Regions from separate parts of the Homo sapiens genome. Here region 2 is linked to region 1. A link is a loop called in an ENCODE intact Hi-C map of the cell type or tissue named here. Cell type or tissue: PC-9. All regions are shown on one strand. Each heading gives the region's core, and the rest is flanking DNA. Links, peaks and the distances in the headings are about the cores only. Region 1 overlaps MDGA1 (MAM domain containing glycosylphosphatidylinositol anchor 1). Region 2 holds the start of LOC124901313 (a long non-coding RNA gene).

Region 1 (12,646 bases), core at 2,509-5,008:
AAAATACAAAAATTAGCCAGGCTCACGTGATGGCAGGTGCCTGTAAGGAGGCTGAGGTAGGGAGAATTGCTTGAACCCAGGAGGTGGAGGTTGCCGTGAGCCGAGATCACGCCACTGCACTCCCAGCCTGAGTGACAGAGTAAGACTCCGTCTCAAAAAAAAAAAAAAAAAGAAAGAAACCAGTACATATATATATATATATACATATATATAATCTATTTCCTCCCATTTTACACATACCATCCTATACTTGCTTTTTCCCTCTGAATTGTACATCATCTTGGTGATTATTCCTTGTCAGTCCACAGAAAGCATCTTCACTGTTTTCCTCAGCCGTAATGGTAGACGGAGTGACTTTAAGCAAATGTAGATATAAAGGCTCATCGTGGAGAAGTTTCCACAGCTAGGGTGATGGGTCAAGCTGAACTGATGAACAAGAATGGAGTGGGATAGAAGATTCTGCATCCACTGGGGCTCCCAAACCATTTGCACAGATCATTTTGCCCGTGGCTGGGTCTGGACTTCATAAGAAGCTTCTTCTGGGGTAGGTGAGAGTGGATGACCAGGACTCCACCACCCTGCCGAGTCCTCTCATTTCCATTTGGCTTCCCCAGGTAGGACAACCAGTTCATTTGGGTTTACTCCCATCTTTCCTAATTTTAGCACTGGCTATGTTTTATGTGGTGAATAAAGCTAGCCCTTAAAACTCAGTATTTCTCTAATACTGATGCTTATGACAAAGTTCAAAAAAGAAAAAAAGAGTGAGTTAGTTTAAAGAAAGATATTAGCACATGTGTTACATAACTTGGTCAAGATAGCGAAAGGGGAGATTTTGGAGGCATTAGCCTGGGGGTGCTCAGCCCATTTGCCCATAGCCATAGGGACCTGGAATTCTGGGGTAACTGAGGGGTGCTAGAGGAGAAGGAGGTGATCAGAACTTGGCTAAGAGTGCCCAGACAACACCAATGCCCCCTCCCTGTCCCTTCCAGCTCACCTCCAGCCCGCAGTGATATGAGATACCTGGCTCTGAGGGAAGGGGAATCAATCTTAGATGGTGCCCGTTGGCTGGCATTTCCATGGCACTTCCCATAGACAAAGGTGTACCATCTGTGACACCAGATAGACAGACCCCCTGGTGGGAGAGAGCCACCAAATGTTACCTGCCTGGGATGAAATGAGTTGGCTTGGACCAAGGAGAGCCAGCAAGACACAAGGTCTGGGGACAGCTGGTGCCCAGAGCTGCCAGGCAGAGTGGGAGGGGAGGAGGGAAGAGGAACTAGGATAGCAAGAAACACCCTGTCCCCCATGGCAAAGCCAGGCAGAGGAGCACATTGAAGTTTCCCGGCATGTGGAGGCACCTTCGCCAGCAGGGGGTGGGACCTTGAGAGGCTGTGCCAGCACCCAGTAGAACAGGAGGTACTCACCCTGGCTTTCACAGGGCCCAAGCCCCAGTGTCTTCCAGGATCCTCACCAGCCCCAAAGGAACGGCTCTCTCTTCTCCCTCCTGGAGATATGCCCCCTGTCCCCATTCCCCTGGGATCTAGCCTCAATTCCCATACCATTTCTTCCTCCTCCACTGCCCTGCCCCAAGGACACTGATGGGGAAGGCTGCTTTTTCACCGTCCCCTCCCCTCAGCACCCCATCAGCTCCAATGTCCCCCCTGCTCAGGGGCTTCCTGACATCCCTTTACAGAGGACATCCAGGACCCCCAACCTTCCTTTTGAAAAGGGCCTGTTCAGGCTCAGTGGCTCACGCCTGTAATCCCAGTGCTTTTGGAGGCCAGGAGTTCTAGACCAGCCTGGGCAACATAGCGAGACCCCATCTCTACTAAAAAACTTTTAAAATTAGCCAGGTGTGGTGGTGCGTGCCTACGGTCCTAGCTACTTGGGAGGCTGAGGTGGGAGGATTATTGAGCCCAGAAGTTTGAGGTTGCAGTGAGCCATGATTGTACCACCAAGACCCTGTCCCCGCACCGCCCCCTCCGAAAAAAGAATGAGCTTTGCTCACTACACTCCTCCGTATCTGTCTTGCCACATCTAAAGCCAAGCAGAACTGTATGCTAGTGCCTGGATAGACTCCAGCTTTCCAGCCTCTGGGCTTTTGCTCAGCCTATTCCCTCTGCTTAACATGCCCTCTTACCACATTCCCCTGGCCAAATCCTTCCCACTCCTCAAGGGCTGTCAAAAACACCACCTCCTCCAGAAGTCTTCCTAGGTTTGAGCTGGGAGCCCTCTATCCTTCCGGTGAACTCTGAGTCCTTAACGTACAGCTCCCCAGGCCCAGACCACTCTCTGCTCTGCGGTATGGCAGTCCCTGGGATTCACATCTTCCCTTCCCTATTTGACTCCTTGCAGGAAGGTCTGTGTCAAACTCCTATCAGTTCCAATAATTAAATTCTGAATGAAGAATTTTCCGTAACTCTTATCAAGGACTTTCATAGAATCTCAGAGTTGGAAGGACCTCAGGGTTCATGAAGACCAAATCCTATCATTCATTTATTCATCCATCTATTCATTCACTTAACTAATTGAGCACCATTATATGCCAGGCACTGTTCTAGGACACTAGAACAAGACAAAGGCCCCTGTCCTTGAAGAGCTTACAGTCTACTGGTGCCAAGCCTTATAAAGAAAATAATGCAGAAAAAAGAACAGAGAGCTATTTTACATGGGGTGGTCAGGGACTTCCTTGAGGGAGGGAAGAATGTTCCAGGCAGGGGCAACATCACAAGCAAAGGCCCTAAGGCAGGAACTGGCCCTCAAGTGTTGAAAGAAAAGCAAGGATACCAGTTTGCTAGACCCGAGTGGCAGCAAATGAGATCAGAGAAGCTGACAGCGCCCAGATCAGGTGTGGAAGGCCAGGAGAAGGACAGCGATGGGAAGCCTCAAAGGAGACTGAGCAGAGGGGGTAACATGATTGGAGACAGGGGTCCCCTCCGCAGCAGCCCTGCTGGATAGTCCTGTCCAGGGACAGGATGCTCCCCCAAGACAGCCCACTCTTTTGCTGGGCAAATCCGATACATCCAGGGTCTTCCTTAGATGCAGTTCAAATCTGCCTCCTGCAAGCTTTCACTTGCTGGTGTTTATTCCACCCCATGGGGAATGCAGAGCACGGACAGTCACACAGACTGTCCTCTCTGGCCTTCTGGACCCAACATACTCCTCTTGCCAACTGGGTATTACTGGACCTTACTGGGCCTTACTGGACCCAACATACTCCTCTTGCCAACTGGGTATTAAACATTTTAAAAGCCCTTCATCTCCCTCCACAAGTCATGTACTGCCAACAGGGACACACTGTTTTCTTTGGAAACCCTGCTGCGTGCCCAGACAGAGGTCCCACTGCCCTGGGACAGCTCCCTTGCCTAGAGGGGAAGGGTAGGGTGTGTGTGCATGTGTGTGTTTGGGGTTGGGGAGATTAGCTGATTAGCAGGGCAGGAAAGAAATGAAAGAAAATTTGCAAGTCATCCTGATGAAATGAAATCCTGCTGAAGTCTTCTCTTTCCCACACTGAGGGTGTCCCTGCAGGAATGGGACATTGCACCCAGCTGGGCATGGGGAGGAGGTCCTGTCAACAGGGACAGGGCTGCAGGCTATGGTGGGAGAAGAGGGCTTGGTAAATGTGGAAAGGTGAGGGTGCCCTGGCCAGATCTCACTGCCCACTGTCTTCACACCCACCGCAGGCTCCCTCAACCTCCTGGTGCGGTCCCGGAACAAAGGGGCTCTGGACACGCACGCCTGGTCTCTCAGTGGCAATAAGGGCAATGTGTGGCAGCAGGCCCATGTGCCCATCAGCCCCAGTGGGCCCTTCCAGGTGAGTCCGTAGGGCCCAGAGGACCCTCCCCGGCTTCGGTGGTTGCTGTGGCCAGGAAACACTTAGGAAAACCTTGTCCTTCTTCCTGGGGGCTAAGGATGGAAAGAGTCAGGTTAGGGGGAACTTCCAGGTAGATTAAGGGGAAAGGTGGGGTCGAGGGAGCACTCTGGTACCCAGCAGAACCTCCTCAACCCTTGCTCCTTGCTTTCTGACCCCACCCCAGATTATTTTTGAGGGGGTTCGAGGCCCGGGCTACCTGGGGGATATTGCCATAGATGACGTCACACTGAAGAAGGGGGAGTGTCCCCGGAAGCAGACGGATCCCAATAAAGGTGCAAGACGGGAAGGAGGTGGGGGAGCTGAATCTGGAGGGAGCTGTGCGTGGCGGGGGTTCCTGTCTGTTGAGGGAGGGTGTTTGGGTCTGAATAGGGGTTCAGAATGTCTGAGTGATGGGAATCATGTGGCTCTGACTGTGTGAAGGTGTGCCCCACACTCACTCAGGCTGTGTACTTGTGTAAACAATGAGAAGCCTGGCCCCCACCCTCGTGATGAGCATACTGACCTGTTCACGGTATCAGAGCGCCTCCTGTGCCTGTGTCTGAATACATCTGTGCGTACCTCTGGCTCCAGAGGTGAACGTGTGCCTTCCAGGGCCAGAGGTTTCCAATACTAACAGCTCCTACTTACTGAGCAATTACTCTGTACCAGGCAAGGCACACAAACTTGTATATGCATGTTTCACTTACCTCACAACAGTTAATCCTCACAACAGTCCTTTGGGGTAGTACACACCATTGGACCCATTTTACAGATGAGGAAACTGAGGCCCACTGAGGTCAAGTAAATTGTTCCAAGTCTTAGTGAATGTGAACCCTGGCAGGCTGAGCTAACCCCCACCCCACCCCACGCCACCTCATGTCTGTGCGGTGAGTTTGTCTGTGTGCACTGAGGCCAGTGCCCACCCTCAGGCCCTCCAAAGAGGTGGGCAGAGTAACAGTGCCGACCTGCCTGCCACTTCCTGCCCCTGCCAGAGCTGACCAGAGCCCTGGCCTGTCTCCTCTTTCTCCCCTGTTGCAGTGGTGGTGATGCCGGGCAGTGGAGCCCCCTGCCAGTCCAGCCCACAGCTGTGGGGGCCCATGGCCATCTTCCTCTTGGCGTTGCAGAGATGATGAGAGCTGTGTGGCCACCCCCCCAACCTTGCCCCCGGCACACCAAAGTGTCCACATTGTACCAAAGACTGACCCCCGCCAGCTGGGGTGCCCAGGGGCAGGGCCGGCCCGCCAGGGAGGGGGCCTGCATTGGCTGCAAGGATGAGCAGAGAACAAGGACAGAGGCCAGGCACTGAGGCCCTGGAGACAGCTGTTCCACTTGCACACACGCACACACTCATGCTCACACACACAGAGATATATTAAAGCACAAGTTTCTATCTGACCTGCCAGCACCTTCTTTACTGCAAAGACAGGGGACTTGCCTGAATGGCATCCGCCAACCCAGGGACCTCGGCGCAACATAGGCCTTGTCCTTGCTGCACTCGTGGTGTGCTTCTGACTTTACCCTGTCCCCTAAGTCAAGGCCGAACTCCAGCCTGGTGGCTTTGCCAGAAGGGAGCCAGAAGTGGGGCAGACATGGAGCCCCTCCCTTGGTCAGACTCTGGGACTCCTGAGATGGGAGAGGCAGGGATCAGAGGACGAACAGGTGGGACTTTGCGAGCTCTGTGACTGTCCCACGTCCAGGAGACAAGGAAGGTAGGGCACCTGCTGCACACGATTCTGTCCAGAGTGAGCACTGGATGGTGGAGACCATAGGTCACCCCAGATTCCTTGACCTATTTCTGGGACACCATATTTCCCTCCTCAGTGTGCACCCTTTGAAGGGACCCAGCACAGGGTCTTGGGCCTGGGCAGTCTGAAGACTGATAACTTCCCCACTCCACCCTACAAGCAGTGGGACTCCTGAGAACACGGTTCTCTCCTAGCCTCAGCCCCCAGCTGGGTCTCAGAGGAGCTGGGGGAGCGGTGGCCAGCCCATTTTCTGGGGTGAGGCTTGACTTGGAGAAAGGCAGAAGAGACGTCCCGCTTCTGTGATTTGGTGCCCCCATATCAGACAATGAATTTGGAAGTGGAGAGGGGCCTTCATTTCTTATCTACTTGGCATGAAAGGGTGCCCTGGATAGGAGGGTGTGTACAGGGCAAAATGCCAAAAAGCACTGTCTAGTTGAAAGTTCCCTTCTCCACCCAGGGGCAGTGAAGGAGGAGGGGCTTATAGAGCTGGGATTGGTGGAGGGAGCAGGTGCCAGTCCCCTCACTCTCTGGGAGCTGTGAAAGGGATCCCTGTCCTTGGGTCCTGGGTTAGGCACCTGAGATTGACATGATGGGATCTAGATCTTTCCTCCTTGACATCACCTGAGCCCCCACCTAGCCATCCATGGGAGAGAGAAGGCCCAGCCCCTTCTAGAATGACTCTTTAGGCATGCGTGCATATGTGTGTATGTGTTTGTGCCCGTCTGTGTCTAGGTACCACCGTGGGTACATTGTTGGGCAGGAGTGTGTGCAAACACAGGTCTGTGTGTGCAATCTCACATATCTGCCTGTGAGACTGGATTGAGACCCATTCGTTTCTATGAATGTCCGTGTACGTCAGCGTGTGTGTCCACCTTCCTGAGTGATGTGTTCGCTTGTAGGGTGCTGGCTGAATAGACTCTGTCCAGCCCTGTTCTGTAGTCTCAAGCTGCCTGCGATGGCCTGAAATTCCACCTTTCATCCCCTATGGATGACGGAGAGCTTACAGATGACCCTATTGAATGCAAGCACCTTTGGTGAGGAGCATCACAGGGCTCCTTCTGGAGCATTTGGTGGGGACAGCTGCAGAGAAGAGGCCTGGAACTCGGGCAGCACTGCAGTGCCAGGAGGCAGGCGGGGAACCGAGGCAAAGGCTGCCCATCTCCCCCTGCCAGGCCTGTGTGATCATTATCACCAACAGCTGGTGGGTGGCCGGGCCAGGATGCAGCGGGGCCTTCTGATGCCCAATCAGCACGGCTGCCTTCCTGACCCAGTCAAGGCCTCTGTCTGAAATGAGTCGCTCCAGGTTCTCAGCATACACTTCCATCGCGTCTGTCGGGTATTGTTCCTTAACTGTCCCATCTGTGCAGAGTCCATTGCCCCAACTAGACTGTGAGCTCCTCCTCTGAGCCTTCCAAGTCCCCCCTCCACCTTCGCCACCTCCCGCTCGTGCCCAGCACAAGTGAGCCTGGTGTGGAAACCACTCCATTGCCCGGTGGAATGGATTCTGTAATCAGTGGTTCCTGGCCTTGCCTGCAGAATAGAACCACCAGAGTCCTTTAAAAAGTATTGCTGCTTGGTTCCCACCTCAGAGGTTCTGAGTTAATTGGACTGGAGCGCAGTCGGACATCAAGAAATGTTGAAAAGCTCCTTGGGTTCTCCTGACAGCAGGAACCACTGGCCTGGCACCACCTGGGTGCTTCCTCTGTGCCCTCGCTGGGGTAGGCATTGGAGCACCAGAGATGAATAGCCCCAAGTGCTCCCTCTTTGGGGTTCCCAAGGCACCCTGTGCCTGCTTCCCTCAGAGGACCTTCCAATCCATTTGCCCCGCAACCCTGGCTGCTCCGACAGGGGAGACTTGTCTCCCTTGTTCCCCTCAGGATCCATAGAGTGGACAGTAAAGGTGCTCAGTACATGTTGGCTGAGCTGAACTGCATACATGTGGCCCCCAGGTTCCTGGTCTTTATGGACGAAGGGCACAAGGTGGAGGGGGGATGGGGGGATGCTGCTGGAGGTCTCAGTGGGTGCAGACAGCCCTGCCTTGAGGATGGCTTGACCTGGGATTGACAAAATGTGTCTGCTGAAATGCTGAGGTCCCCACGTGTGAATGGGTGAGGCTGATGTGGATGTCTGTGTGTGCCAGCAGGTGGGTGGGGGATGTGGGTGTCAGTGTATGCCAGTGGGCACTGTAAATGTCTAGGCATGTGCTGGTCTCTGTGTGTTTGTGTGTTCCTCAGCAGGAATGAGTGTCTTTGTGTATCACCTGGTGACTTGTCAGTGTCTGTGTCTGTGTGTGCCTGTGAGCCAGCATCTCTGTATCAGTGTTGCTCATGCTGTGTCTTTGTGCGCCATGGTGTGTCAGTGTCTGTGTGTTGATGGGTGGCCCATGAGTGACCCCCGCCAGGGGAGACCAGGCTGGCTGGATCCAGCACATCTCCCCAGTGGCAGCCTCGCCCTCTGGGTCAGGGTGACTGAGGCATTTTGTGGCCTTAAAACGGGGTGTTCAGGGTCAGCCCTCAGGGTGCTGGGGCCCTTCCATCCCTTGTCCCCTTCAGGTTGGTGAAAAGGACTCCGGGGGCCAGGTGCTGTATAGCAGCTTATGGAAGTCTCAGCTGGGCTATCCTGCCCTTGGGAGCACAGACAGGCTCCTAGGGTGCTGAGTGAAGCCTGAAGACCAAGCCCCCTCCTCCTGGAATGCTCCTTCCACCCCTACCTCTCAGAGATGGGCCTGACACCTCTTTCTCATTCATTCTCCTTTTCCCTGTGCTCTGGGAAAGCCCCTGGCTCAGGCTGTCAGAGTGAGGATGGACCTCAAAAGTTTGATCCCCTCGTGCAGATGAAGAAGCTGAAGCCCAGAGTGGGGAAGGGGAGTGGCCCAAGGTCACACAGCTAGTTTGAGTAGAGCCAGTCTTGGGAGAGCCAAGTACTACAGCCCTGGGGGTGTCACACCGCTTGTCACTGCCCCTGAGGTCTCCTGCCAAACAACTGCAGGGAGTTTGGCTAACAGTCCTGTGTCCAGGGTGCCGGTGGGGATGTTATAGATGTTGCTGGGATCCTGCCCTCGGCTCCAAATTCTGGCCTCTCATCCCAGGCTGCAGACCCTTCTGCCCCATGACAGGCCTGGGTGCCACACAGAGGTGGCCACCCTCCCACCACAGTGTCTGCAGCTGCTGCCCTTCTCCCAGGCCCCCAGACAGAAGAGACCCTGTTTCCCCTCCTCTCCCCTGTGACTTCACAAGAGCTTGGGCTAGGAGTGAAGGTCAGCATGTTCTCATGTGCTCATCCTCTTGGTTTCCCCAAAGACCGGGAGGGTCACGGATGGGGCGTGCAGAATCCTTGTGTTTTTTCTCGCTGGGCAGCTTGAGGGGCTGGGGAGTATTCCCAGGGTCTTTGCTCTGGAGAGTCCCTGCAGAGCCACTGGCTGAGGTTGGGTTCAGGGTTCAGCGGAGTCCTCCATGCTTCCAAAGGCCGGGAAGCACCCGCCTCTCTATCGAGTCAGTGCTGTGCGTGTGTGTCTGAGAATGTGTGTGATGTGTGGAGTGTGCGTGTGTTTGTGTGTGTGTGTGTGTGTGTTGGGGCAGAAGGACCACTCTTTCCTGGGGATCCCTTGACCCTTATAACTAGAAGGGACCTTAGGGAGCATCTAAGCTGGTGCCCCCATTGTACAGGCGAGGTCCAGAGGGATGGCATCTGCCCACCCCACCCCTTGCCCTCTTGTTGCCTGCACTCATTTCCCAGGGACCCTCCTAGGATAGGACTGCCCTCCTTCCTGGCCCCCTCCCGCCATCCTCCCAGCCACCCACATAATCACCATCTCAGCCCAACTCTGGTGGCCCTCTAGGTCTCCATGCATTCTTCCTGCCCTAGAGTAGCCAGCTCACCAAGGCCTTTATCCCCAGCCCAGGAGAAGGGTCAGGGAGGGAAGGGGCTGCACCAGCCCTGAGACCTCAAAGACTTGGGAGAAAAGCCAAAACTCCTCATGCCCAGGCCCACATGTCTGACCACCCCAGCCCACCCCGCCACCAAGGTAAAAGCACAACAGGAGACCCCCTTATTAATGGGTGAAATGATTGGGGTTGTTTTTTTAGTCACACAGCCCCATCCTCACCCCTTTGCCTTGCTGTCTGTCTCCACCCCAGCCTCTGTTCCCCATTTGCCTCTCTTTCACCTCCAAGCCCCCAAATGTAACCTCTAGTTGCGGACGCGGTTGTTCTATCAATAAAGCTGCAGTGTTCTAGCGCTCAGCGTCAGCCGTGTGTGTTGGCAGGGCAGAGTGGGCCAGGGTCGGGGCCGGGGCACTGGAGGGCTCCTCTCAGCTCCCTGGGGGCAGCCTTTCTTCTCTTTGGCACCTGTCGACAGGGATCCTGCTCTGTGGCCTGGACAGTGAGGACCTGCATCCTGGTCTGCTCCCAGTGAACTTGTGTGCATTTGTTCATTCAGCAAATACCAACCAAACACTGCCTTTGTGGAAGCCCCTGTTTAATGGGAGAGATGGACAGTAAGCTAATAATGACACCAAGACATATATAATGATGTGTACAGTGAGGGCTGGGAAGGGAAATTGGTGCTATGAAAGAAGGTATGAAGAGGGTTCTTATTTGGGTTGGGGCTTCGGGGAAGACTTCTCTAAGAGACATTTAGGAGAGACAGAATGATTGGAGTTAGCCTGTTGGGATTGGGAGAGGCTTCTGAGCAGAGGGAACAGAATATGCAAAGGCCAACAGGGCCCAAAAACTTAGAAGGCTCAAGGAAGGGGAGTAAGGGCAAAGGAGGAGGACTAAAGTTGGTATGGTGGTTGAAATGCCATTTTCCCTTCTCGGCACCCAACCCTACCATCCCTCCTACACGCTTGGAGTCCCTTCCCTCTTAATCTCTATTCTGGCCCTACAGACCCCACCCTGCACCCTACTTGGGGCTGCCTCCCTTATTCACCACCAGCTAGCTGCATCCTTGCCCTAAGATCAAGTTATGCCAACCTTTCCCTTTACCCCAGACCTCTCAGAATTCTAGAATTTCAGAGCTAGGAGGTCCTTAAAGGTCACTTATTTCAAACATCTACTCATATATTGTAGGTGAGATGGGCTTGCCAAGGTCATGGGGATAGGCAGTGATGAGCATTTGCAAAGTGACCCCAAATCAAGGGTGTGGATGTCATGATATGGACTACATCATATCAGGCAAATGACAGGAAGTGTCTTTCAGGTTACTTGGTTACAATGATTCAGGTAGGTCGATTGGGCAGTTTCACTTCCATGTTCCAGATGGGGAAACTGAAGCTCAGATTACAAGACCAAGGGCTCCCTCTCCCTACCACCTAAGTTTTATTGGCTCTCATGTTGGGTAACTTCTTGCTGGCACACCTGGCCTTTCTTTTCTAATGGAAGAGGAAGGGTCTAAGGGACTCACCACTGCTGTAGGTTGGCTCCCTGAGCACAGGAAGAGAAATCCGCTCAAGCTCACTCAAGTACAGGTGCATTATTGTGAGGACAAACACAGTGAGGGGGATGGGCACTCAGAAATCCAAACAGGAGTTGCAACAGGGATGGTTTTCCTGAACCAGATGGGCATTTTGGATTCAAGGTAGCTCTAGGATCATCATCTACAGAAGTTTCTGGTGCTTCTGTATTCTTCTGGTGCTTCTGTATTCTACCTGTGGTAGAATAAAGATGGCTGCAAATCCCATGTTATCCTTCCTGTAGAGAGGCAGAGTCTAATTCCCTTCCTCTTGAATCTGGGTTGCTCTTAGTGCCTTGTTTGTGCAATAGAATGTGACATGCTGAGTTGAAGATGCCTTGGAGCTTCAGCTCAGGCCTCTTGGAACGTTCTCTCTGGAAGCCCTGAACTGCCACCTAGGATGTCCTCTGAGTTGCTCTGAGACCGTCATGCTGGAGGGGCTCTGGCTGACCATCCCAGCTGAGTCCAGCCTTCCAGCCATCTCCACCAAAGCACCAGAAGATATGGGAGTGCAGCTGCCTCAGACCTTCCAGACCAGCCTAACTGCCACCTGAATTGCTCGGCCAAGCTCTGTCCAAATTCCTGACCCATCGTCATGGGATATAATAAAATAGTTGTTTTAAGCCCCTGCGGTTGGGAGTAGTTTTTGACAACAGCAATAGATGACCACCCTGGCATGACTCAGTCACTCCCCAGCATCTGCTGCTTTTTGTCCATGCAGTTCCTCTCCTGAGTCATGGTGTCTGCTTCCTCATAACTTCAGCTTTCCAGGCATCATGACCTCTCCAGCTCAACTCTCCTTCATGGCCTTCCGGTAGCAGCTGCCAGCATTCACTGACTCAGCCGCTCAGGATAATGGGCTGATTGGACAGGCCCCCATTTCAGGTCTAGCCACACATACATCATTGGGCAACCTGTGGGTTGGCTGCCCTTGAGTCAGATGCCACCCTGATCCAACCAGCTGGGCTGGAGGAAGGGGTCATGGACATGAAACAAGGCTACCTGGGGGCTGCCATTTCTAGGCAGTTTGTGGGTGGACCCACTTAGGAGGGGCAGGAGGCTGGCAGGCACCGAAAACACACCTCCTTGCATCTTCCCTCTTTCTCCCCTCCTCTAGTGACCATTCATTCCCAGGGGCACAGTAATGCAGTGTATGTACCATGAAAGTCCTCCAAGTGGCCCTGTCCAAGGGCAGGTCCCATTGCAAACTGTACAGGTAGGTCAGGTAACTTACAGCAACCGAGTCCTCTGTTATCAGGACTTTGACATATATATTGTTAAAGAACATAGCCAATTTACTTAGCTTATTTTTATTTATTTTTTAAGACAAGGTCTCACTCTGTCACCCAGGCTGGATTGCAATGACACAATCTTGGCTCACTGAAACCCCCACCTCCCAGGTTCAAGTGATTCTCATGCCTCAGCCTCCCAAGTAGCTGGGATTATAGTCATGTGCCACCATACCCAGCTAATTTCTGTATTTTTAGTAGAGGTGGGTCTTCACCATGTTGGCCAGGCTGGTCTCAAACTCCTGGCCTCAAGTGATCCACCCGCCTCAGCCTCCCAAAGTGTTGCAATTACAGGCGTGGGCCACCGC
Region 2 (16,800 bases), core at 8,428-10,927, 62 kb after region 1:
AAATCCCTCTCCCCTCTGGGCCAAGTTGTCTCCTCTGTGGAATGCGGGGCTTCTCGACGGTGCTGTCCAGCTCTGGCATAGTGAGCACTGAGGCACCACAACGAATTGAACTGGCTCTTAGGAAGCCTGGGTAAGTCCATACCACTGTCCTGGACTGCAGTGGGTGGGTGAATGACCACATGTCGCAGGGAGACTCCACAGGTCCTCCCGATGAGAAGCACTCTTATGCCAAAGAGGAGACTCAGGCCAAAGTAAGGACACTCCCCCTCCAGAGAGTAGGAGTGCAGCGTGGGTGATTCCCCTCCTGTTTGCCAGTGCGAGGATGGGACTCTGGGAGCCTGGGGATGGGAGGTACAGTGGGTTTCCCAGGCCTGGACCCAAAGGGGATTGTATCCTCTGAGACCCCAGGCTCCAGGGCAGTGGGGATCTTGAATCAGGAGTATTTAACAAGCTCAGCGCTGGGCTTCACATACCCCAACTCTCAGTGTCCAGGCTTGTGGATGACATCCTCCCTGGAAAAATGCAATTCCTGATTCCTACAGCTTGTGTGCAGAGCAGCAGGGAGGGATAGCTTCTAGGTCCTGGATGTACATGAGTGTGCATCCGAGCTTCTCTCCCTTCCTCTGAGCCACTATGACACCTTGATCCCCTCACCACTTTAAGCACCTCTTCCAGCCCTTTCCTTGTCTGAAGAGCTTGCTCTCCCCCTGGCATCATGTGGGTGAATGGGGGTCTTGAGAGGCGGTGGGAGGAGCCCACATCCCAGGGGGTCTGGGGAGGCTGAAGGCAAGGGGAACAGTGACAGTGTGGCTTTCTGCACGGTCTGAGAGATCAGACAAGATGACAACAGCGAGACGGCTCAGAATCCTGGCAGAGGAGGCAGGGCTGGGGGCAGGGCTGGGGACACACACACACACCTGGGGCCTCCTCTCCTACATTCACATGGCCCTGGGCCCTGCTCTCTCCCTGCCCCCCTGCCCACCTGGAGCCCTGCTGCCTGGCCTGGGCCAGGATCCCAGAGAGGAAGGTGGGGAGGGAAGGTGGCAGGGGGTCTCCAAGGGGCCTGCCCTACATGGCAGGAGGCGGGCAGGGGAGGCAGGGGAATGTGCCACGGGACAGCATAGGCTTCCCTGAACTCATTCACCAAAAAAGCATGAGCCTTTCCCATAATTTTAAAGGTACCCTGTTGACCTGCCATGTTGCTATGGCTGTATGAGAAGATGAAACCAAGAGAGGCAACGCCGAGTGTCAGAAAGGGCGCCTTTCTCTGGCCTGCTCCCTCAGCAACCACAGGGCCCATCCTGTCCCATCCCCACCCCGGCTGCTGGGTACGTGGCTCCAGCAGCTCGGGGAGGCTGGGGCCCTCTGCCCTGGGTGTGGCGATGGAGAGTGTGAAACTGGACACCAGGAGCACAGAGAAGGGAGAAGGGGGAAAGCCCACTGGGAGCCAGCATTTTCCAAGGCTCTTTGTGCTGTCATGGTGGCAGAGGTGAAAGGTCCATCCAAGCTCCCTGGCCGCCCCCAGCTCGTGGGGAGGCACACAGATTAGCAACGACAACCCAGCTAATGCAGTTGGAGAGGGTGAGCACAGGGTCGGCAGGAGGAGGCGCCGACCCCACCAAGGGAGGAAGACGCAGCAGTGAGCCCCAGGGGAGAGGCCAGGGAGAGAGGCAGGAGGGGAGTTCAAGGGGCACCTGGAGGCCAGGAGGGGTGCTGGGGCAGCATAATTACACCTGTTCAGTGTGGAGCTGCTGGGATTCCTTCTGCTGTGTGTCCACCTGCTTTATATGAGTTGATTATGAGTTTGATTCTTGGCACAAAGTTAGGATGATGGAAATGCATTCTGGGCTCTTCAGTCGGGTACTGTTAACCCGCATGTGGGTTCTGAGCACCAGAAATATGGTGAGGATGCTGAGGAGCTGAGCTTCCAGCTGTATTACTTTTTTTTTTTTTTTTTGGGACGGAGTTTCACTCTTGTCACCCAGGCTAGAGTGCAATGGCATAATCTCAGCTCACTGCAACCTCCACTTCCAGGTTTCAAGTGATTCTCCTGCCTCAGCCTCCCCAGTAGCTGGAATTACAGGCGTGCACCACCATGTTAGCTAATTTTTCTATTTTTAGTAGAGACAGGGTTTTACCACGTTGGCCAGTCTGGTCTCAAACTCCTGACCTCAGGTGATCCAATGGCCTCGGCCCCCCAAAGTGCTGGGATTACAGGCGTGAGCCACCGTGCCCGGCCCACCTGTATTACATTTTAATTAATACAAATGCAAATGTTAAGTAGCCACCAGGGCCTCATAGCTACTGTGTGGGCAGCAGAGTATGGACACACTGGGGTACAGTGTTGATGTTGGAGAGACAGACATTCAACCAATACCCATTGGTCTAGTGTCAGGTTGTGATAAATGCTATGGAGAAAAACTGAGTTAGAGGGATGTAGCCGGCTGCTGTTCTAGAAAGGGTGGTCAAGGAAGGGTCTTGTAAAAAGGTGACCTGTGCAGAGACTTGTGTGCAAGGAGAGGATGTCCCTGGGGTATTCGGGGAGGCCACAGTGCCTGAAGCATCGTGGGAAACAAAGTCCAAGTGGATCCAGGGGCCAAAGTCAGTCGGGCCTTGCAGTCATGGAAAGGAGTGTGGGTTTTGTGTTATGAAGTGAAGCCCTTGGTCATTGCCACAGCTGACAGGACCAGGAATTAGCTACCCTGGTAAACCCAGCTATCGACTGCACCCGAGCGGCTACACACCACTGGAGCAGTTCAGGGAGAAAGCCACCGGCATGCTCACCGTATGTCTCTGGCTCTGTTTCCTCTTTCTGCTTCCCCTTCCCCACCTCTGAGTCTCTGTGTTCTGCTCATGCCAATTCCCCTTCTGCCTGTCTCTGCCCGCTTCTCTCTGGGCTGGTCTCTCCGAGACTCTGTTCCCTTGGCTGGCATGCCCTCCACCTCCCCTGATGGTTCAGCAGAGATGAAGCCGGCCTGGCTCATGGGTGTGGGTAATGTACTAGTGCAGGAGAGTGGTGGGGCCCAGTCTGGGTGCAGGAGTGAGAGGCATTAAGGCCTTAAAGACCCCTCATTCATGCCCAGGAGAAAGGCTATCCCAGCTCTGGGAAAGGGTGGTGGAGAAGGCTGTGGGAGGGGAGTCCTGTTCTACAGGCAGAGCCAGGATTTGCCCGGGACCCCAGGAACAGGGTAAGCAATGCTCACCATTTCCCAAGGTAACCAGGATAGAACGACCCTTCCCAGCTCCTTCCCAGCTCTTTCTCAGCCTCCATCTCAAGGAGACGCAAGGGGCTGGGGCGAAGGGTGTACAAGAGTTTCTGTCTACCCAGTGGGTCTCTGAAGAGCAAAATGGAGGGGTGGCGTGTATTAGTTTCCTTGTTGCAGCTTTCACAAATTACTACAACCCTTGTGGCTTAAAGCAACACACATTTATTTTCTTATAGTTCTAGGAGTCAAGAGTCCAAAATGAATCTTATAAGGGCTGAGAGGAGTGGCTCACCCCTGTAATTCCAGCACTTTGGGAAGCTGAGGTGGATGGATTGCTTGAACCCAGGAGTTTGAGACCAGCCTGGGCAACATGGTGAAAACCCATCTCTACATAAAATACAAAAAATTAGCCGGGTGTGGTAGTGCATGCCTGTGGTCCCAGCTACTTAGGAGGCAGAGGTTGCTGTAAGCTGAGATCATGCCACAGCACTCTGGCCTGGGAAACAGAGTGATATCCTAGCTCATAAATAAATAAATAAATAAATCTTCTGGGGCTAAAATCAAGGTGTTGGCAGGACTGCATTCCTTTCAGAGGCTCCGGCCCAGGGCGGGGGAGGGGCTTCATTGTTGGCCTCTTCCAGTTTCTAGACGCTGCCAGCATTTTTTGATTTGGCGGCGACATCACTCCAGTCTCTGTGTCTACCACCATATCTCTGACTCTCCTGCCTCTTCCATTTATGGGGACCCTTGTGATGACACTGGGCCCACCCCAGTAACCCAGGATAATCTCTCCTTCTCAAGATCCTTAATTTAATCATACCTACAAAGTTCCTTTTCTATAAGGAATAAGGAATAAGATAGCATACACAGGCTGCAGGGATTAGGACGTGGACTTCTTGATGGTGGCCGTATTCCACCTATCACAGGGGCTCCACACAGGGTAGACTGCTGCAGCCCCGTGAGGACAGAACTCTGTCTTTTCTCACTGCTGTTCCTGCCTTCTAGAGCTTGGGCAAAGTCACAGGATTGCACGGGCTCTGGAGCCACCTGCATTCATTCCTGGCTCTGCCTCTTCCTAGTGGTGATCCTTGGCAAGTCACTTAACCCATCTGTGCCTCAGTTTCTTTCTGTGTAAAATGGGGATAATAACAGTACTACCCTCAAAGGTTTTTTGTAAGGATTCGATGAGTTAATCCATCTAAGGTGCAGAGAAGCATGTCTGGCACGTCCATAAGGGCTCCGGATGGAATGTGCAGTGCCCAGCACATGGCGAGCATGTCACCTACCATCATTCTGATTGCAGTTCCTTCTCTAACGCTTCCCATGGGCCCAGCCCTGGGATAGGCCTGTGGCAACTACCGAAGAAGGCAGGGCATTTCTTGTGCTCAAGGAATTCAGACTTGCATCAGGAATACAAAGGCTCAGCCGGGCATGGTGGCTCATGCCTATAATCACAGCACTTTGGGAGGCCGAGATGGTTCTATCAATGGAGGCCAGGAGTTTGAGACTAGCCTGGCCAATATGGTGAAACCCCCATGTTTACTAAAAATACAAAAATTAGCCGGGCATGGTGGGACACGCCTGTAATCCCAGCTACTCTAGAGGCTGAGGTGAGAGAATCACTTAAACCTGGGAGGCAGAGGTTGCAGTGAGCTGAGATCACGCCACTGCACTCCAGCCTGGGCGACAGATGGAGAAACTCCATCAATAAAATAAAATAAAATAAAATAAAATAAAATAAAATAAAATAAAATAAAATAAAATAAAATAAAATAAAGGCTTATAGAAACATAAAACTTTACTTTTTCTGGAAGGACTTCTAAAAATTATTTCACAAATGTTTGTGCTCTTACGTTTTCTTCATGATGTATCTGTGATCATCACTGGTGCAATCTGCCAAGTCTCTCCAGCTCGCCGCCTTCTGGGCAGGTGGCAGAGTTGCACTCGTTGCCTCCATGTGGGTGGGCCAGGTTCTAGGACTGGTCCTGGCCAATGAGTTGTGAGCACCATGAAAGTGTCACTTTCAGGCCGTGGCATTTAATTCCTGGTGAGAGCGAGACCTTCCAGCGTTCTCTCTTGCCCTCTGTCACAGCGTCTCTGTCAGCCAGTGCTCTGAGTGACTGCCATGAGCACAGCCTCCTGCTGACCCACGACGAACATGGAGAGTAAGAATTAAATTGAGTTGTCTTACGGCCCTGAAATTTAGGAGTTGCTTGTCACCTCAGCATAACCTAGCCTCTCCTGACCGATTCAGCAACTAAACTTGTTTACAGAGGGAAAAATCCAATCAACACCATCACACTATTATTGATGACTCACCATTCAATCACCATCTCTGTACCAATCTATAACTTAAATAGCTGGGATCCATGAAGAACATCCACTTTTGTGCCTACTTTTCCATTCAACGTTTTTTCCCTGCGTGTTTCTATCAGTTAGAACTTGATTTGGTTATTAATGGCAGAAAATCCAAATTAACAATGATTAAACACCCAGGGTTACTTTAATCCCTCAAGTAAAAAGTTCAGAAGTAGGCAGTCCAGGGCTGACACGGTGACCTGGTGATAATGAATCAGCTTCCTTCTTTCACGTGACTCTGCCATGCACAGCAGATGCCTTCCTCCAAATGGCCCAAGGTGGCTGCTGAAACTCAAATGATCACAACTGCATTCCGGCCAGCGGGAAGGAAGAAAGCTCCAGGAGGGGCATGCTCCTCTCTGTAATGACATGTGTCACAGATGACTGTTCTGTTTATATCCCTTTGGCCAGAACTTGGTCACAAGGCCACACCTAGTTGCAAGGGATATTGGGAAATGGAATATCTCTTCTGGGCAGCCATGTACCCTGCTAAAGTTTTTTCTAAGGGTGGAAGAGAGATGGATCCAGGGAGGCAACCGGCAGCTGCTGCCACAGTGTGAGCTGTTATTCCTTCACGTATAAATTCCATGGCTTAATGACCAGTTTGGACCTTTCTAGTTTTTTTCACATTCCAGATAATCATATTAGTGCAAATTGCTTTTCTCCATTTGTGTTATTTCTTTGAGATTTATTTCCAAATGTGTGATAACCTGCCAAGCCGAAGGGCATGAGTTGTTCTCTCCGGCAGTAGCTGCTGCTGTTACATTTTGCTATAGCCCAAACAATAGAGCTGTGGAGAATTTAGGAGCCAATGTTCCCGTTTCCTCCCAGCTGGGCCAACATTGCCTCGTACTATTTTCATCTCTTTTAATTAATTTAACATGTGTGTTGTTTAAGGATGTTTTCGTTTTCATGTTATTCACTGGCAGTCAGCTGAGATTTGGGCCCAGGACTGGTTTCCCAACTACATTTTCTCACATATTAACTTTTTTTTTTTTCCAACTGGAAGGAAATCTTTAATGCCCATTTTAGAGCTGAGAAAACTGAGGCCCTAAGGATGACGTCACATGCAGTTATGACAGAGGCAGTACTGCACCCTAGCTTGGACTCCTAGCCCAGTGCTCCTACAAACAGCGTGTTTAAAGGATAAAGGAGGTATATGATGGAGGCTGAAATGCAGTAAGAAAGCACTGGATGGGAAATTGTGGGCCTCCCTAGGTGAGGTTTGTTTTGACTAATTAACCCCCATGGCTTTGTGCAAGCTGCTTCCTTTCCCTGGGCCTCACTTTCCCCAGATGCAGAGTAGGAAGGGTGGAGCAGACCCTCTCCAAGACCCTTCCAGCTCTTGATGGAAAGTACAATAATCAGTGCTAGGACAACTGAGGAGGATGGGGTAGGAAGGTGGGGAAGACAGGGGAGATCCACGGGGCCTAGGGAAGGTGGCAGAGGTCAGGGATGGGGGGTCTGGAGAGGGGCAGGCTGGAGCCAGGGTCTTGTCTTCCTGCCTGTGTTTGCACTGTGCTACCACTGTGTCTGTCTTGAGTTCGGGCTGAGGGTAAACATGCACAGTCTATTTTGGGTGTGCTGGTGAGGACTGAGTATTAGGATGAGGCAGGGTCACTCTTACCTCACCCCAGGGAGGTAGGATGCGGCCGGAGGTGCTTCTCCTGTGGTGACAGGGACAGTGGAGTAATCTGGAGCCCAGGAGGGGAGGCCTCCTCAGGCCTGCTACTAGAAGGCCTGGCCCCCGCCCATTCTCAATTCTCGCAGGAGAGAGTGTTCCCCTGACGCTCCTATGGTCTCTTCTCAACACAGCAGCTACAGAGATTTTTTTTTTTTTTTTTTTTGAGACGGTGTCTCGCTCTGTTGCCTAGGCTGGAGTGCAGTGGTGAGATCTCAGCTCACTGCAAGCTCCACCTCCCGGGTTCATGCCATTCTCCTGCCTCAGCCTCCCGAGTAGCTGGGACTACAGGTGCCCGCGACCATGCCCGGCTAACTTTTTGTATTTTTTTTAGTAGAGACGGGGTTTCACTGTGTTAGCCAGGATGGTCTCTATCTCCTGATCTCATGATCTGCCCGCCTCGGCCTCCCAAAGTGCTGGGATTCCAGGCATGAAGCACCACGCCCGGCCAGAGATTTTTTAAAAACATAAGCGAGGTCATGTCATGTCCCTCCTCTGCTCGGCAGGGCTGCTCATTTCACTCGGAGTAAAGGTGCAAGCCCTCACCATGGACTACCAGCTGCCTACAATCTGGCCCCTCGTGATCTCCCTGACTTTCCGTCCTGCCACTCTCCCCCGGTTCACTCCACTCCCGCTGCCCCTGCCTCCCTGATGGCTCCTCGAATCCCGGGCACTCTCCTACCCCAGGGCCTTTGCTCCGGCTGCTGCCTCTGCCTGGAGCGCTCTTCCCCCAGGCGTCTGCAGAGCTGACTCCCTCACCTCCTTCAGGTCTGTGCTCCACTGTCACCCCTATGGCACTATTTAAAGCTGTCACGCTCCCCCCACCAGCACTTCCCACCCTCCATCCCTGCTGTATTGTCAATAGCACGCATGCCCTTTAATATACTATAGAATTTGATTATTTCCTTTGTCCTATCAGCTTTTCTCTGCTAAAATGTGAGCTCCATGAGGCAGAGATATTTGTCTCTTGTTTCCTGATGCACAGTAAGTGCGCAGGGCATATTCATGGAATGAATGAATGAATGTAGTCCAGCCCCTCGTTTCACACAGTGGAGGCAGTGTCCTTGAGCTAACAGAAAAAGTTAGCAGCAGGATCCAGGAGCAGACCAAACACCTCCAGACACGCAGTCCAGTGCTCCTTAAGCCCCTCCAGGTTTGATAAAGCTGAGTGCGGCAGATGGCGTTCGGGCCCCACTGAGATCTCCTCCAATCACTTTTTTTTTTTTTAGACGGAGTCTCACTCTTGTTGCCCAGGCTGGAGTGCAATGGCGCAATCTTGGCTCACTGCAACCTCCGCCTCCCGGGTTCAAGCAATTCTCCTGTCTCAGCCTTCCGAGTAGCTGGGATTACAAGCACAAGCAGTCACGCCCAGCTAATTTTTTGTATTTTAGTAGAAACGGGGTTTCACCGTGTTGCCCAGGCTGGTCTCGAATGCCTGAGCTCAGACAATCCACCTGCCTTGGCCTCCCAAAGTGCTGGGATTACAGGCGTGAGCCACTGTGCCCGGCCTCCAATCCCTTTAAGTGGTTTGTGTGCTCACCCCCAGCTTCAGGGGGCTTTGTAGCTGACATGTGGCATTGTTACCTTTTCCAGCAGTTTCCCTTGGGCTATTGGAGCCAGCTGCCTCGCCTGTAAGGAGAGCTGGAAATGTCTGAGAATTGGCATTCCTTCCCCTCCAATCACTTCCAGGCAACCTGTAGGCAGGAACCAGTAGGAGAGTAAAAAGATCAGCAACGGTAGCTTGAAGCAGGACCAATCCCGAGGTGTGATTTACCTTCCAGCCATCCCTGTGGAGTCAGGCTGAGGTTGGGACCTCACCTGCAATCTCCCCTTGCTTGGCTTCTTCCTCTTTCTTATCCTGCTTTACCCGCTGTCTTGCCAGATTCTCAAGGGGGCATTCCAGTAATATATCATATGTGAATATAAATGATATATATGGCAGGGTCAGCTTCTGGAAGAACCCAACTGGAGATATGGGCTTCTGTGCTCATCTGGGATAGACTTTTGGACCAGTGAGGCATAGGAGAAACACCCAAGCTTTAGAGACACATCTGAGCTCAGCCCCTGCCCTGCTGCAAGACCTCGGGAAAAATCCTCAGCTCTCTCTGAGCCCAATTTCTCCTCCTGGAGAAATGGTATGAATTATATCTTTCTATGAAATTGCCGCAGGGATTAAATGAGACGAAAGATGAGAAGCAACCTGCGCAACAGCCAGCACACAGCAGTGATACGAGAAACGTTAGTTTCATCTCAGTCTCCAGCCTGCGGGCCGTTTGTGACCCCTCTCACCTATCTGGATACAGTTTGGGCCTCAAGATCCCTCCTGAGCAGCTGAGCAGACACCGCATAGCTTTGAGTGTGATGAGTCAGAAATGTGTCATTTAAGCTTCAGGGAGTGCTGAGGACATAAAGGAGGGGCATTCTGAGGCCATCAGGACATCTCCCAGAGGGCAATAGGATGAGGCTTAGGATGAATAAGACTGGGAGGAAGGGTGGAAGCAAAACACACACACACACACACACACACACACACTTGAACATGCACACACATGCACACACACATACATGTCCATAAATGTGCACACACACGAACACACATGCGCACATGTACACACACGCACAGGCACACACATGAATGTACACACACGCACACACACGAATACACATGCACACACATACAGGCACCCACACACGAACGCCCCATGGTTCCTGCACCTTACCTACCAGTAGCTGAATGGCACTGCCCAGTGAGGAAACATTGAAAATCACTTCCAGGTTGGGAAAGCGGCTCCTCAGTGGGGCGGGCAGCCTTCATGTGCCTGGTGGAGCCCAGGTGGGGCTGGAAGTTGTCAGGGAAGGAACACAGCCCTTGTTCAGCCCCTTCTCCAGCCTCAGCCTGGCCCAGCCCCAGCCTGGCCCAGCCCTGCTCCCCGCTTTTCTGATCCCCACACATGCTCCTCCTTTGCAGAGCTGAGACCCAGAAAACAGACAAAGAAGAAGGAGTGTGGTCACTATCCCCAACAGGCCCAAGTCTAGGCCACCTTCCTTCTCCTACATCCCACCCATGTGTGGAATATTCCTTCCCATTCTCACCCTCTGAGGCCCTGAGTGACACAATGGCCCCCACAGGGACAGGGCTAAGCCCCAGGAGCCCTGGAAGCTGTGCTCTGGTCATTCCATCCCTACCCCTTCTCTGTCCTTGTATCTGCAGCCCTGTCCCCAAAACCTCACTCCTGCACCAAATTTGTGTCCAGCCTTTCTTATAAGCCCAGCCACTCCCCAGAAGCAAGGGGCAAGTTTATCTTCATTTCTTTTGAACTCTAAGTACAATAGATCCTATTCTAGAGCTAAAATTGTATTACTCATCAGATCCAACCCTCCCAGAATGTTTTGTAAATATGACAACAGAAGCACAGAGGGGGAAAGTCGCTTTTTCAGGTCCCATGGTGAGTTAGTGGCAGAGCCTGAACAAAGTCCTGACTGCTATTCTATTTTATTCTGTCACCACAAGCACATCTGTTATTAGATAGGCCAGAGACACCCATCCTGCCTGTGGCAAGGCCTTGACACAGCCTTTCCAGATGTCCCTTCTCCTGAACGGAAGCAAGGCAGGTGAGAGTGTGGGCCCTGGGGAGCTGTCCTCTGTCTGGCTAACGGTGCTTTTCAGTGGCTGGTGGAAAACTGAGGGAAGAAAAGAGATTATTATAAAGTGCCTGTCATATGTTGGCACTGTGCACCTACCAAGATATTAAAATGGAGGTTTCAAAGTCATCGACATACAATAGAGGTGAAATTTCAAAGTCAGATCTTATACACAGAATTTACCAGGGAAATGTTCAAGAACGAGGTGCATAACTCAGAGCACCCTCAGCCAAGCCAAAGAAATATAAAGAGGGTGGATAGTGGAAAAGAGGACTGGTGAAAAGATTACTCTAGAGAGAGCCCTTGCTATGCCGTGGATCCCATCTCACACCCACCAACATGCCTGTAATAAAAAAGACACATCGTAACAAGCGTTGATGAGGAAGCGGAAGAATTGGAACCCTCATATGCGGCAGAAGAAAACTATCTGGCAGTTCCTCAGAAAGTTAGTTACCCAGGAACTCTACTTCTGGGTAAATACCCAAGAGAAATGAAAACATGTGTCCACACAAAAACTTGTACATGAGTGTTCACAGCAGCATGAAGTCACAGTATTCTAAAAGTGGAAACAACCCAAAAGTCCATCACTATAACAAAATACGATCTATTCGTACGATGGATCATTCAGCCACAAAAAGGAATGATTACTGATACATGCTACAACATGGATGAACCTTGAAAACACCATGCATCGAGAATTAAACATTAAGTGAAAGAAGCCAGTAACAGGCCAGGCACCGTGGCTCAGGCCTATAATCCCAGCACTTTGGGGGGCCAAGGTGGGCGGATCACCTAAGGTCAGGAGTCAAGACCAGCCTGGCCAATATGGTGAAGCCCCATCTCTACAAAATAAATTTTTTTTTTAATTAGCTGAGCGTGGTGGTGCACACCTGTAATCCCAGCTACTGGGGAGGCTGAGGCAGGAGAATCGCTTGAACCCAGGAGGCAGAGGTTGCAGTGAGCCGAGATTGAGGCATTGCACTCCAGCCTGGGTGACAGAGTGAGACTCCCTCTCAAAAAAAAAAAGAAGCCAGTCACAAACGTCAACACATTGTTTGATTCTGTTTCTTTTTTCTCTTTCCTTTTTTTTTTTTTTTTTTTTTTTTGAGACAAAGTTTCGCTCTTGTTGTCCAGGCTGGAATGCAATGGCGTGATCTCGGCTCACCGCAACCTCCGCCTCCTGGGTTCAAGCGATTCTCCTGCCTCAGCCTCCTGAGTAGCTGGGATTACAGGCAGGCGCCACCATACCTAGCAAATTTTGTATTTTTAGTAGAGACGGAGTTTCTCCATGTTGGTCATGCTGGTCTCGAACTCCTGAACTCAGGTGATCTGCCCGCCCGCCTCGGCCTCCCAAAGTGCTGGGATTACAGGCGTGAGCCACCAATTCTGTTTTTATGAAAAGTCCAGAGAAGGCAAATCTCTAAAGACAGAAAGTAGCTGAATGAATTGCCTAGGGCCAGGGAGTGGTGGGGGATGGGGGGATGGGGAGGGACTGCTAATGTGTATAGAGTTTCTTTTTGGGGTGATGAAAATGTTCTAAAACTGATTGTAGTAATGGTCGCATGACTCTTCGAATACACTAAAACAACACTGAATTGCGCATTTTAAAATGGCAGATTTTATGGTGTGTGAATTATATCTCAATAAAGCTGGGGTTTTTTTTGTTTTTTGTTTGTTTGTTTGTTTTTTTAAGTGACTGCAGAATCATCACTTATGCGGGAGAGAGTAGAAAAGTCTTCGGCCTGCTGATGTTTTCAGTTAGGTCAAGGAAAGATAATCCCCACTGAATAAATTTAAAAGAGACTGTGGGACACATTTTTTTTTCAAAATTGCACCGTGGTTCATCACATCCCTTAGATACACAATGTCTTATTTAAGGGTGGTTGTCCAACTAGTGACTGAGAGCTGGCAGGTTCTGGTTTTGAAAAGACTTGACAGGCTGTAGCATAAAAAGATGAAAAAGATTGGGAAAAAAATAATCTTGTGTTCAATATCTGCATACATTCGGAAACAGAGCCAGGCATGGTGGCAGGCACCTGCACACCCAGCTACTTGGGGGCTGAGGCGGGTAGATCGCTGGAGCCCAGGGGTTTGAGGATGCAGTAAGCTATGATTATGCTGCTGCACCCCAGCCTGGGTGACAGAGCAAGACCCTGACACAAAAACAAACAAAAAATGGAAAAACAGAAACAGAAAGGGGTGAGGATATAAGGTGCAACACAATTTTGTGTGAAAAAGACCTGATTTGAACTGATCATAAATTCGATGTTGCTAACCATTTGATATGATAGGCATAAAAGCTTGCTCAATGTTAGATTATATTAAAAGAAATAAAACTGCTGGACCAAAGTAGGTGATAGTCCCTATGTGGTAAGAACCCAGCTCACACGTTGTGTTTTGTTCTGGGCATCATATAAGAAGTACCTGGCAGGCCGGGCGTGGTGGCTCATGCCTGTAATCCTAGCACTTTCGGAGGCCGAGGCAGGCAGATTGCTTTAGCCCAGGAGTTCAAGACCAGCCTGGGCAACATGGGGAAACCCTGTCTCTACAAAAAATACAAAAATTAGCTGGGTGTGGTGGCCCAGGCCTGTAGTCCCAGCTACTTGGGAGGCTGAGGTGGGAGGATCACCTGAACCCAGGAGGTCGAGGCTGCAGTAAGTTGAGATCATGCCACTGCACTCCTGCCTAGGCCACAGAGTGAGACCCTGTCTCAAAATAAAGAAAGAAAGAAAAGAAAAGAAACAGAAGAGAATCATTCCCAGAAGGCTCCCTGTCTCCAGCAGTGTTCCCCCCTGCATCTCATTGGCTGGAACTGGGTCACATGCCCACCCTTGAACCAATCACTAGTAAAGGTAGACGGGAGTACCTTGGTTGATTTAAGCCAATAGTTTCATCTCCTGAGGCCAGAGTATTGGTCCTCTTCATAGAGCATGCTAAGGCAGAAGGAGGGATGGCGCTAGATTGGTAACTAGGTAGGTAATCAGCTATATCAGCCAAAAGTTTTGTTCCTTTCTTCCAGGAAGTTCCGGGCATCTCACAGGGACCGAGGGATGTCCTGCAGCTGTGCTCAGGGCACTAGAACCAGCGGAGACCCTGGGTGGGCAACAGCTCCCCTGGCCCACCAGCCTCTCTGCACCCCATGATCTCCTCTCTCAGGCCAAGCATTGCTTCTCTCCACTCTGCCTACTCATGGCCTCTCCTCCCCAAAGCTTCAGCGTCTCCAGCCCTTCTCAGCCTGTGTCAGGGCAAAGCCTGCCACCATCAGCAACTTTCCTCTGGAATCCTTCATTCAAACTCTCAAAAGAGGAAACCCAATTGCCTAGTCTATGTGCTCAGGTCACAGGTCTGAACTGGCTGTCTTGGGGTCAGGGGCCACCCTTCCTCTGGCAGCTGAGGCTGGGAGGTGCGACGGTGAGCACAGATGGTGCAAGGGCAGCAGGGGCTGGATGGAGGTGGGAGGACGTTTTTATGAGGGCCAATGCAAGGTCAGAGGAGGGCAAATGAAGCCAGGCAATGTGATGGGACAGAATTGACCCAGATGTGAATATCAACATGATGAAAGCAGGGTGCTATGGTCTGAATGTCTGTATGCCCCCCTAAATTCATACGTCGAGAGCTAATCGCCAGTGTGATAGTATTAGAAGGGGGGGGGTCTTTGGGAGATGATTAGCTCATGAGGGCAGAGCGCTTATAAATGGGATTAGTACCCTTATAAAAGAGACCCCAGAGAGCTAGCTAGCCCCTTCTTCCAGTTGGGGACATAGCTAGAAGGTGCCATCTATGAGGAAGAGGGCCCTCACCAGACATCAAATTTGCTGGCGCCTTAATCTTGAACTTCCCAGCATCCAAGACTGTGAGAAATAAATTTCTGTTGCTTATTGAGCTACCCAGTTTATGGGATTTTTATTATAGCAGCCTTACAGACTAAGCCACAGGATGTGTTCACGCATTTGACAGATGATAATTCAGTGCAAGATTGAGGCGAAACCTCTCCTGAGTGGCATCTTGTGGTGCCCCATGGGCTGGCACTGAAGACAAGAGACCCTTCTATCCTTCTTCCCCGCTCTTCTCGGACAGGCTCAGGAACCACGACTAGTACAAAGTACATTCTGGGTGGGGATGTGGTGGATGCTCTTGGGGCTCGCCCACACCCCCTTACCAGGCCCCAAAATCGGCATCTGCTGCTAACAGCTCACAGCAGCCCCCTTTTCTAGAGAACTGCTCTCAGCCACCTTGCCCTGATTCTGGAGAGGCTCCGCTCCTCCCCGACCCCGGCTCCTGGCAGCCGGTGACTGCCTGATGCGGGGAATAAGAAGCCGCCCTCTTGCCTCCAGGGGCCGACTCTGTGATGCTGTCCATGGTCCAGAGCCTCCCGCCGGCTCAGGCCTCGTCCTCGCTCAGCTTGCCCCCGGCCTATCCTGACCCCTTCACTCTTACACAATAAGAGGCACACTGAGAGACAATAAGTCACTTGCAAAGAATTCCCGTGGCAGGCTCTGCTCGAAGGGAGAAGTTAGACAAGGTGACAGCTAAGTCTTGTCCACGCTGAGATCCAGGAGCCTGGGATTCTCTTCCATATCACAGGAGCTCTCCAGGGGCGAGCACAGGGAGTGCAGGAACCCATCTCCTCCATCTTCCTGGTTCGTCAGTCACTCCGTAGACATTCTTAGAGTACTCACAATGTGCTGGGCTCAGTAAAGGGTTAAGAGGCACAAGACACGGCCTCTGATTTCAGAGGCTTAAAGATGTTTAGTGAGGCAGGTGGAGCCTATAAAAAGGGAAGCAGGCGGCATACGCCAAGGCCCGGAGCTGGCCCCAGCAGACGGGAGGAAACGCAGCAGTCAGGAAGGGCTCCCAAGAGAGCTGCGAGGTGAGTGCACGGGACCTCAGAGAGGATTAAAACTTTGATAAAGGAGGAATGATCTAGGGCTCAGCTGGCCCAATGCATAGGCCGTCTGGTCAAAGAGGAACTCTCTGTAGAGAAGCGAGGAGATAAGGTGGAGGCGGCAGGTTGCTGCCTGGGGGTACCAGAAGGGACAAGAGTGGAGGATGAGATCAAGGTTCGGAGCCAGAGTGATTGGGAGAAGGAAGCTCAGAATGGGGAGCCCCTGGGTCTTGCCCATTTGTCATCTCCACCTCCTTCCCCAGAAAGCTTTGCACAGTACTGGGCACATAGTAGGTGTTTTGTGTTTGCTGAACAGGACTCCTACCCATAGGGGTCCCCTCCTCCTCTGTCTCTTCCCTGGATCCAGGCTCCTCTGAGCAGGAGCAGGGGCTGTGGAATGGGAATGGGGATAGTGGGTGGAGCCTTCTAGGTCAGCATGACCTGGTCCTCAGAGGATCCGGAAAAGAGAAGGCCCTCCCTGTCCAACCCAGCAGGGATTTAATTAGAAGAGCTAATTAGTGGACCGGGAGTGGGAGATGGAGGCACTGGCGCCTGTGTGCGTGCAGGAGCGTGCGAGCTGAGGATAATTTCAGGCTCACTTTCCGCAGGGAATGAAGCTGTGGGGAGGGGGCTGCTGTGAGTAGGAAAACAGCCAGGGCCCGCATGCTGGCCTGGCTCTGCCCCTCCATCAGCGCCAGCAGACTGGGGCTCCAGGGGCACACCCATGCTAACATCCATGCTCACATGCTCACCCTTATAGTCACACACTCATGCACATGCACACATTGACATGTACCCAATTCATACACTTCCACTCTCACACCTTTACACATAGTCACACACTCACACAGACATCCGCATACAACCACATCACCCAGTTATGTGCTCACATACACACTCAGTCACAGACACATTCACACACTCCTATGCCTGCATTCACACACATGCTCACAATGACTCACACACATTCATGCACTTACACACTCATACACAGGGTCAGTGGTGAACTCACACACTTGCCTACATGC

Evidence for each region. Hi-C counts contacts between places; a loop is a spot of excess contacts. Peaks named below come from ENCODE experiments on the same cell type or tissue, not always from the same donor. Only the 100,000 strongest peaks of a DNase experiment are listed, where the experiment ranks them.
Region 2: it touches region 1 in a loop (5-fold over the local background); 2 of 110 quality-filtered maps call a loop at or near these places.

What each region holds. Positions count from the first base shown.
Region 1 is chr6:37,629,705-37,642,350 of GRCh38, reverse strand. MDGA1 (MAM domain containing glycosylphosphatidylinositol anchor 1) reads left to right here. Exons shown (of 17, transcript NM_153487.4): 15 at 3,684-3,814; 16 at 4,038-4,146; 17 at 4,892-11,672. The coding sequence ends at 4,983. Among named protein-coding and RNA genes, the nearest start is that of MDGA1, 62 kb to the left of the region's middle. RefSeq lists an enhancer at 10,698-10,747. In PC-9, for the core only: no CTCF peak of the experiment used is centred there; a DNase peak (open chromatin) is centred at 3,460; H3K27ac peaks cover 1,909 bases.
Region 2 is chr6:37,569,453-37,586,252 of GRCh38, reverse strand. LOC124901313 (a long non-coding RNA gene) reads right to left here and starts at 11,548. Exons shown (of 2, transcript XR_007059568.1): 1 at 8,830-11,548; 2 at 5,691-5,923. RefSeq lists enhancers at 694-1,366, 1,367-2,040. In PC-9, for the core only: no CTCF peak of the experiment used is centred there; a DNase peak (open chromatin) is centred at 9,602; H3K27ac peaks cover 827 bases.